3 separate regions of the Mus musculus genome follow, and all the other regions are linked to region 2. The links are chromatin loops, found by intact Hi-C in ENCODE. Cell type or tissue: left cerebral cortex. All regions are shown on one strand. Region 1 overlaps Hecw2 (HECT, C2 and WW domain containing E3 ubiquitin protein ligase 2). Region 2 overlaps Gm32311 (a long non-coding RNA gene). Region 3 overlaps Ccdc150 (coiled-coil domain containing 150).

Region 1 (2,500 bases), 160 kb after region 2:
CCAATCCTCTCTTGGGTCTTGAAGTGAAAGAAGGACACGAGTTAAGAAAGAATTAGAGGCAGCAGTGCAGACTCCGCATCCTTGGCTTCCTGGGCTCCTGGGCACTCACTAACACAGCTGCAAATACAAGTGCTTTCAATGCTGTTGCCTGAGGTAGTGTTAGAGAAGTGCTTGGAGTTCCCTCATGGTTCAAAGCCAAGAAAGGAAAATTAGTGATTGCTCTTGATGGTTATCACAGTCACAGGACAGTCTGCCCTAACAGATGGCCCACAGGAGAAAGGTTCCTTGTTTTCCTACTTACTGTCCTATAGGGTAGTCTAGAATGTCCATGAGGCCTACAATTCTCAGGTGACTCTTATGGACACACAAATGATATAAATCTACCGCATGTTGAGTTTAGCATATAGATAAGTGGTTTTCAACTTGTGAGTCAAGACCCCACGTCACATATCAAATATCCTGAATATCAGATATTTACATTACAATTCATAGCAGTAGCAAAATTGCAGTTACGAAGTAGGAATCAAATAATCTTATGGTTGGGGGTCACCACAACAAGAGGAACTGTATTGAAGGGTCACATCATTAAAAAGGTTGAGAACCACTGATAGAGATGAACATAGGCTAAGGACTAACACTTCCTTAATTCTGTTTCTTCATTTTAAGCATATTTAGAATGCAAATACCTAGCCTGGAGCTTATTATGTTGTAGGCTTTCAAAGATTATAAGCTAGCAAGCCTGTTACTAGATAGGCCACATCATTATTCATGCTTTTTTTTTCAACAAAAGTACCTGTTGGAAATAGAGAGAAGCTAAAGTTCTTGTGATTTGCTCCTTTTTTGTGCTGATGTTGGCAATCCATTCCGATTATATTGTTCCTTCATTTGATGGTTTTGTATTGAGGATATCTATGAGGGACAGTTGCTTAGACACTGACCTCTCCATAAAATTAGAATGATGCTCAGAGTATCAAACAGATAGTTCATATGACGGGTTTACATGTCTCACAGTTCAATGGTGATAGGAACCATGCAGCCAACAAAACACAATTCTATATACAGTAATGCCCCTTTCTCTATGGACCCATTATTCATTCATTCATTCATTCATTCATTTATTATGAGGTGAGGATCAACATAACATTCTTTATGGTTTTAAAAACTGTTTATTTTATTGTGTGTGTGAGAGAGATGGGGGAGGGAGAGGGAGAAGGAGGAGGAGGAGGAGGGAAAGAGAGAGAGAGAGAGAGAGAGAGAGAGAGAGAGAGAGAGAGAGAGAGAGAGAGAAGGGAAAGGGGAAGGGAAAGGGAAAAAGAGAAAGAGAGTGTACAACAGTAAGAATGGAGGCCAGAGGCATCTGCATCCCTGGGCTGGCGTTATGAGCCACCAAACATAGGTGTAGGGAATCAAATTCAGGTCCTCTGAAAGAGTAGCAAATGCTCATAACTACGGAACCAATTCTCTAGCCTCATGGCTTTTTATTGTCTGACTTCTGTTACTTATGGTCAATCACAGCTCAGAAACATTAAATGGAAAGTGTCCACATATGAACAAATTCATGTTTTAAACCATTTTTATTATACCATACTGTTATACTTACCCTATTTTATTTGGAATTGTTACATTCTTGCTGTGTGAAATTTATAAATCAATTTTTTTCACAAGTACATATTATGGTATATACACAGTTCTGTTCCTTGGGAACTATCAGACAAACACTGGACTCTTAGAACTTAATCTCTATAGATAAGAGGAAACTGATATGAACAAAAGCATTTTGGATTTTGTAAAAGGAGTTTAACTATTATGTCTAGTTACAATACATCTTTCTTCAGGCATTTCACAGCTTGAATTCCAAGCCCATCATTCTTATAATCAATGCTTATGATGTACTAGAATATATAGAGTTTTATAGTTTCTATGAATTATAATATTTTGTTATATATTTGGTAACAAGAGTTTTAATTGAAAAATATATTCATAAATTGAAACTAACTCCCTATACTTTGGCTTTAAAATAAACATACTCCAAATGCAAATATGAGTCTATGTCATAGTATATGACATAGGTATACGTCAAAAGCCTACCACATACATATAAGCTAGCACATATATTCCAATTAAGACATCAATAGCAAATACTTCATGAAACTTTAGTTCTCAGAATTTTTTTCTGGAGTTTGCTCAGCTCTCTTGCTTCCTAAGGCTGATTTCATTGTATGTATATACAAGCCTTTTGAGATAGTAACTGGTGAAAATTGCTCCAGCCAGCCCTCTTGCACCAAGTTAATCATGACCTAGAGAGCTTCAACTGAAGTTCAGTTGCATACACAGAATCACGTGGCTCCATTTATATGTACAATCAGTCCCAAAGCAAGTGGCTCTGAGAATCTGGAGAAGGTCAAAGACAAATTATCTTGAACTTAGTCCTTGTGATTGTGTCAAGATGTGAAGGACAGACACCTAACACATTAACTCCATTTTATGGTATATTTGCTAG
Region 2 (2,500 bases):
TCATGCTCACTGATAGAACGTGGCTAGTTTGTATGTAATGTAAATATATTTGCATCCCTGATCTTTCTTTCTCGAATGTTTAGAGTGAGTTCTATAGAATGATTTCTGACTTCTCCTGAGTCAGTATCACTGCACCAATTTTTTAAAATTGTGCTGGCATTTCTTTCTGGAACGCATTAGATCATTAGCAAAGAGTGGTTTTAAATACATAGCAGAGATTAATGGTAGGCATAATTTTTTATACCTGGTGTATCCCGAGCTTTTGTTCCCACCAGAAAGAACACGCTCAGGACAATCGGAATCTTCTGCGGCAAAAGCTTTATTGCTTACTTCTTCAGGAGCAAGAGAGAAAATGGCAAAACCCCGTCCCTTTTAAGGAGAATTATCCTCTGCCTAGGACGTGTAGCTCCCTGATTGGCTGCAGCCCATCGGCCGAGTTGTCGTCACAGGGAAGGCAGAGCACATGAAGTGGAGAACTACCCTGGCACATGCGCAGATTATTTGTTTACTACTTAGAACACAGGATGTCAGCGCCATCTTGTAATGGCGAATGTGAGGGCGGCTCCCCACACTGGTGCACCATTGCCATGCTGCATGGGTATCTCTTGGCTTACTTGTGTTCACTTGTCCCAAGTGTTTGGTAATGAAGGCAGGTTAGAAGTTAACACCATGCAAGCTGGGTCTAGTGTCTCAGGAATTTCATCCCAGCTACTTGTGAGGCTGAGCCAGGAGGATTGCAAGTGTAAGGCCTGCCTGGGCACAGAATGAGTTCAAAGTCAGCCTGGGCAACTTGGTAAGACACTGTCTCAAAATTAAAAAATTAAAAATTGCTTGGGATTAGATCACTGGTAGAGAATTGCTTATAAGAACCCCTGGATTCAATCCTTACTGCCAGAAAAAGAAGAAGAAAGATGAGGAAGGTGAAGAGGAGAAAGAAGGGGAGGAAGAAAGAAGTTACACCTTGAAAAGTACATTGTCATAGAATTGGTACCTGTGGATTAAATTAGGTCAAGTGAGGGGCCAAACTATCCAGTGATTCTGACCTGCATTATTATTGGAAGTCCTACATCATTCTTAACACCTTTCACCTATGTGTGCAGTGCTTTTCCTACGAATTCTTTTTGGTTTTCTCCTTTTGGTTGATTTGTACTAATTTTATTATGTCAGGGTCTGATATGAGTTTGTGTAATATCATCTGACTTTATAGTGATCATTTCTTCTTGGGTGATATACATCCTCCAATCTGAAAGCTATTGGGAATGGGATTGCATCTAAAATCTCTTTCTCTGTATCTTTGTTGGTGGTGTATAGAAATCTATCGATTAGTGGACATTGATTCTGCATCCTGCCATATTACTGAATTTATTGTTTCTAGAATTCTGACAAATTTGGGGGATCCTTAATGAGCAATATCATGTCATCCACCAATAAGGATTTTTTTAAACTTATTTTCTTATCTGTATCCCTTTAAATTTCCTTCTCTTGTCTTACTATGCCAGCTTGTGCTTCCAGCACAATGTTGAGAAGGAGTGGGGATAGCAGACAGTCCTGACTCATTCCTGGCTTCAGTGAGATTGCTCCAAGATTTTTATTCCCAATTTGGGATGTTGTTGGCTGTGGATTTCTTATATAGAGATTTTATTAGGTTGCGGTATGTTCTCTTTAGCCCTACATTCTGTAGGACTTTTATCATGAAGGTAGATTGGAATTTGCCAAAGGGTTTTTGTTTTTTTCTTCATCTATTAAGATTGTCACATGATCTTTGAAAGCCTTTGACCGGTATTTCCTTGAATCTTTATCTGATCCAACGTGTTCCTACTATTTACGGTAGTTTGACTGCTTGTGTCTCACAGGTCACCAAGATTCTATTTGCTTTTCTTTTTCTTGTGAGTCATGGTCTCACTGGCTTAAAATTGCAACCCTCCCACCTCAAGCTCTTACACTGCTGGCAGTTCAAGTGTGTATCACCGTGCCTGGCTGCCACTTTCTTGTGTGTGTTGGAGGAGGGGTGCTTTCTAGTTTTTGTTGTTGTTTTATTTTTGTGCTCAAGTTTTATTAGTTTCTGTGACCCATCTTTAAGATTTCTCTTCTTTAACTTTAAGCTTACCTTGTAAGTTTCATTTTCTGGGTTATATTTTCCAGTTAAAAAACTATTTTATTCTTCCCAAAACAATCCATTTCTCTGTTACACATTTCTTTCACTAGGATGACCCTTGTTGCAATCTTTATAATAAAACTATGATTATAACTCTACAGCCTTCCCAGAGGTTGAGTCATCTTTGCAAATCATTGTTTTACAGTTGCAGGGAGACCATGGGAGTCCCCAGATTTATAGGCAGTTAGTCAGAACACACATGACTGTCAGACCTTACAACCAGTGTCTGAAGTGAGGATAATTTTGTGAGACTGATCAGTTTACAAACTCTTTGCTATGCATCCTTAGTGTCAGGGTTGTTGGAAAAAAAAAACATAAATTAACATATTAACAGGGAAACATTTA
Region 3 (2,500 bases), 610 kb after region 2:
ATGATTGGCTAAAGATGCCGTTAAACTAGAAATATATTGATCTAAGAGGTCCCAATATATTGAACATTTAGAAATATTTTGGAGTAAACTTGTTAAAGTATCAACCTTTGCTTCATATTTACAAGCAGTAGCTACCATACCTTATCTTCCAAAGAAGATGTGTTTATATACTCTCAGTATTTTTGCTGGCAGAAATGCATATAAAAATAATTAGGGAAATAGAAATAAAAGCAGAATGAAATACTACCAAACATTACTGGAAATGTTCAATCTCTTTGTATTGGTTTGAGGGTTTATGCCAGAAGCTGCCAGCTTGTACCCCTTACGACATGCAGCTTTCTGTATGCCAGTTACACTTCAGTAAAGCGCTGTAGAAAGAATCATATGAATGTGTTACCTTAAAAAGATTGACCTATTAAGATGGTCACCAGTTTTGAAAGGAAAGAAGCACAAAGAGCAGATGAATGTATGTCAGGGAATGGCTGGGGTTGGAAGGAGCAAATATAAAAAGGTGTAAGCGCAGATGGAGCAGCTCTGCAGCCTGCTTATCCAGGGCATGCAGATACTCACGTGGGATCAAACTGCACGGAACTCTGCACATGTGCACATGTGCACTCACACATGAGTGTGCACGCTCACACACACACACACACACACACACACACACACACACACACACACACACACAGGAAAGTTGAAAAGAAACCAATTGAGTTCTGTAACCTGGGTAGTGGTCACATGACAGTTTGAACCTAAGGACATTCTTTGCACTATTTTATAACGTCTGGGACACTACAGGTATTTTGACATAAAGTTTTAGGAAGAGTAGCATGTAAAATAGTATGCTAATCAGAAGTTAGTGTGCAGATGTATGAAAACTGTCTCATAAAATCCTAGTGTTCATACCCTCTGGATTTTATTATATTAATTATCCATTTACATTTAATTTTTTTTCTACCTCATCCTTGTTTCTTCTACCACATTTTCTTTAGTCATTCATCTTCCTGGGAATGTGGCCCGGTTCCTTGTCTGAACTATTGTGAATAATTCTTCAGTGTTGTGGATGTGCCAGTGTCTCTGGTTTGCTTAGATTCCTTGACATGTACACTCAGTGGTAAGGTGGACTTTAGTTCTTCCAGAAACATGGTGCCACTTTCCATAGTGGGCACACATGTTCATATTCCATTAGCAGCCAGGAAGGTTTTCACTTTGCTACCTACTCACTTTGCTGCTTCCCCGGGTGATAGCATTCGGAATGGAGTGAGGTGCACTCTGCAGGACACTTCACCTTGGCCTTCTCTGGTGACTCGGGGTATTGAGCACTTTTTCACATACTTATTGCCACGTATATTTCTTCTTTTGAGAACTGCATTTTCCATGCATTTGCCCGTATAGTGGTCAGATGATTTGGTTTTGTTTGTTTGTTTGTTTGTTTAACTCTTTGAATCCTTTATAAACTTTTAAGTACTCAGCTCCATCATCACTATAGCTGGCATGGGTCTGCTCTCATTTTGTGTGCTGTTGCTCCCTCCGGTGGTTGTTCCTTTGTTGGGCAGAAGCATTTTAATTTCTTACAGTCCCATTTGTCAGTTCCTGGGATTAATCCCGAGCTATCAAAGTGAGTCCTTTTCATAAAGTCTTAATATCTTTTTATTACACCTATTTACTTTGTGTATGTGGGAGGTGTGCATTGTTATAATACACATGTGAAAGCCAGAAGAGAATTCTCTTCTACCACGTGAATCCCAGGTTCTGACTCAGGTCATAGGGCTTGTTAGCATTGCAGGACTTTCATGGACCCACTTGAAGTATAAATAATGGCACGAGACTTCTATTATAGTTTGTAGACTTTGCTGGGGCAGTTTCCCAGCTACTTTTTTTTTAAGAGAAGGGGGCTTTATTTTGTTTCAGTTTCACTGGGTTGCCGTTCATGAGGAGGAAATGAAAGGTGACAGGAAAATGTGGTAGTGGGTCTTCATGTGGTGAGGACCAATGAAGTAGAACAAAATTAGGAGCCACTGTGATTCTCATGGCTTAATCCCAGTAGCTAGTGTATTATAAGTACCTGTCAGGTTCTGTGTCTTAAGTGTTAATCACCTCTGAAGGAGCTGCATCTCTGAGAATCTAAGGCAGCAGTACAGCAATGACTCTTTCACACACATGGAAACGTTACAGTGAAAATAAGTATTTTGTAAAATTATGCATTAATAGTTACAGTTGAGAGTAAAAACCACAAGTCATTGAATATTAGGAATTGTATGAACACTCTGTCCTATAATACATTGAAGCAATATTTTTCCTTAACATATTACTCATTTGACTTTACTGAGGAAAGGACTCCAGAACCTTGCATCAGAAACACTTAGCCAGTGATGGAAGCCATAAATATTGTTTAAATAACTTTAAATATTGTTTAAATGTATGCATGTTGCATGTGTGTGTTAAGTCTTTATTTTTTTAAACTTAAATTATATATGTGTGTGTGTGTGTGTGTGTGTGT

What was found. A loop is a pair of places that touch in the nucleus more often than their neighbours do. Peaks named below come from ENCODE experiments on the same cell type or tissue, not always from the same donor. Only the 100,000 strongest peaks of a DNase experiment are listed, where the experiment ranks them.
Region 1: it touches region 2 in a loop (4-fold over the local background); 9 of 42 quality-filtered maps call a loop at or near these places.
Region 3: it touches region 2 in a loop (2.3-fold over the local background); 11 of 42 quality-filtered maps call a loop at or near these places.

What each region holds. Positions count from the first base shown.
Region 1 is chr1:53,876,200-53,878,699 of GRCm38, forward strand. All of the region lies in intron 17 of Hecw2 (HECT, C2 and WW domain containing E3 ubiquitin protein ligase 2), which reads right to left. Among named protein-coding and RNA genes, the nearest start is that of Mir7681, 28 kb to the left of the region's middle. In left cerebral cortex, no CTCF peak of the experiment used is centred here; no DNase peak of the experiment used is centred here.
Region 2 is chr1:53,719,255-53,721,754 of GRCm38, forward strand. The region is part of intron 4 of Gm32311 (a long non-coding RNA gene); the gene reads left to right. Among named protein-coding and RNA genes, the nearest start is that of Dnah7a, 14 kb to the left of the region's middle. In left cerebral cortex, no CTCF peak of the experiment used is centred here; DNase peaks (open chromatin) are centred at 1,558 and 1,899.
Region 3 is chr1:54,331,665-54,334,164 of GRCm38, forward strand. The region is part of intron 17 of Ccdc150 (coiled-coil domain containing 150); the gene reads left to right. Among named protein-coding and RNA genes, the nearest start is that of Ccdc150, 82 kb to the left of the region's middle. In left cerebral cortex, a CTCF peak has its summit at 1,535 (motif pointing left); a DNase peak (open chromatin) is centred at 1,533.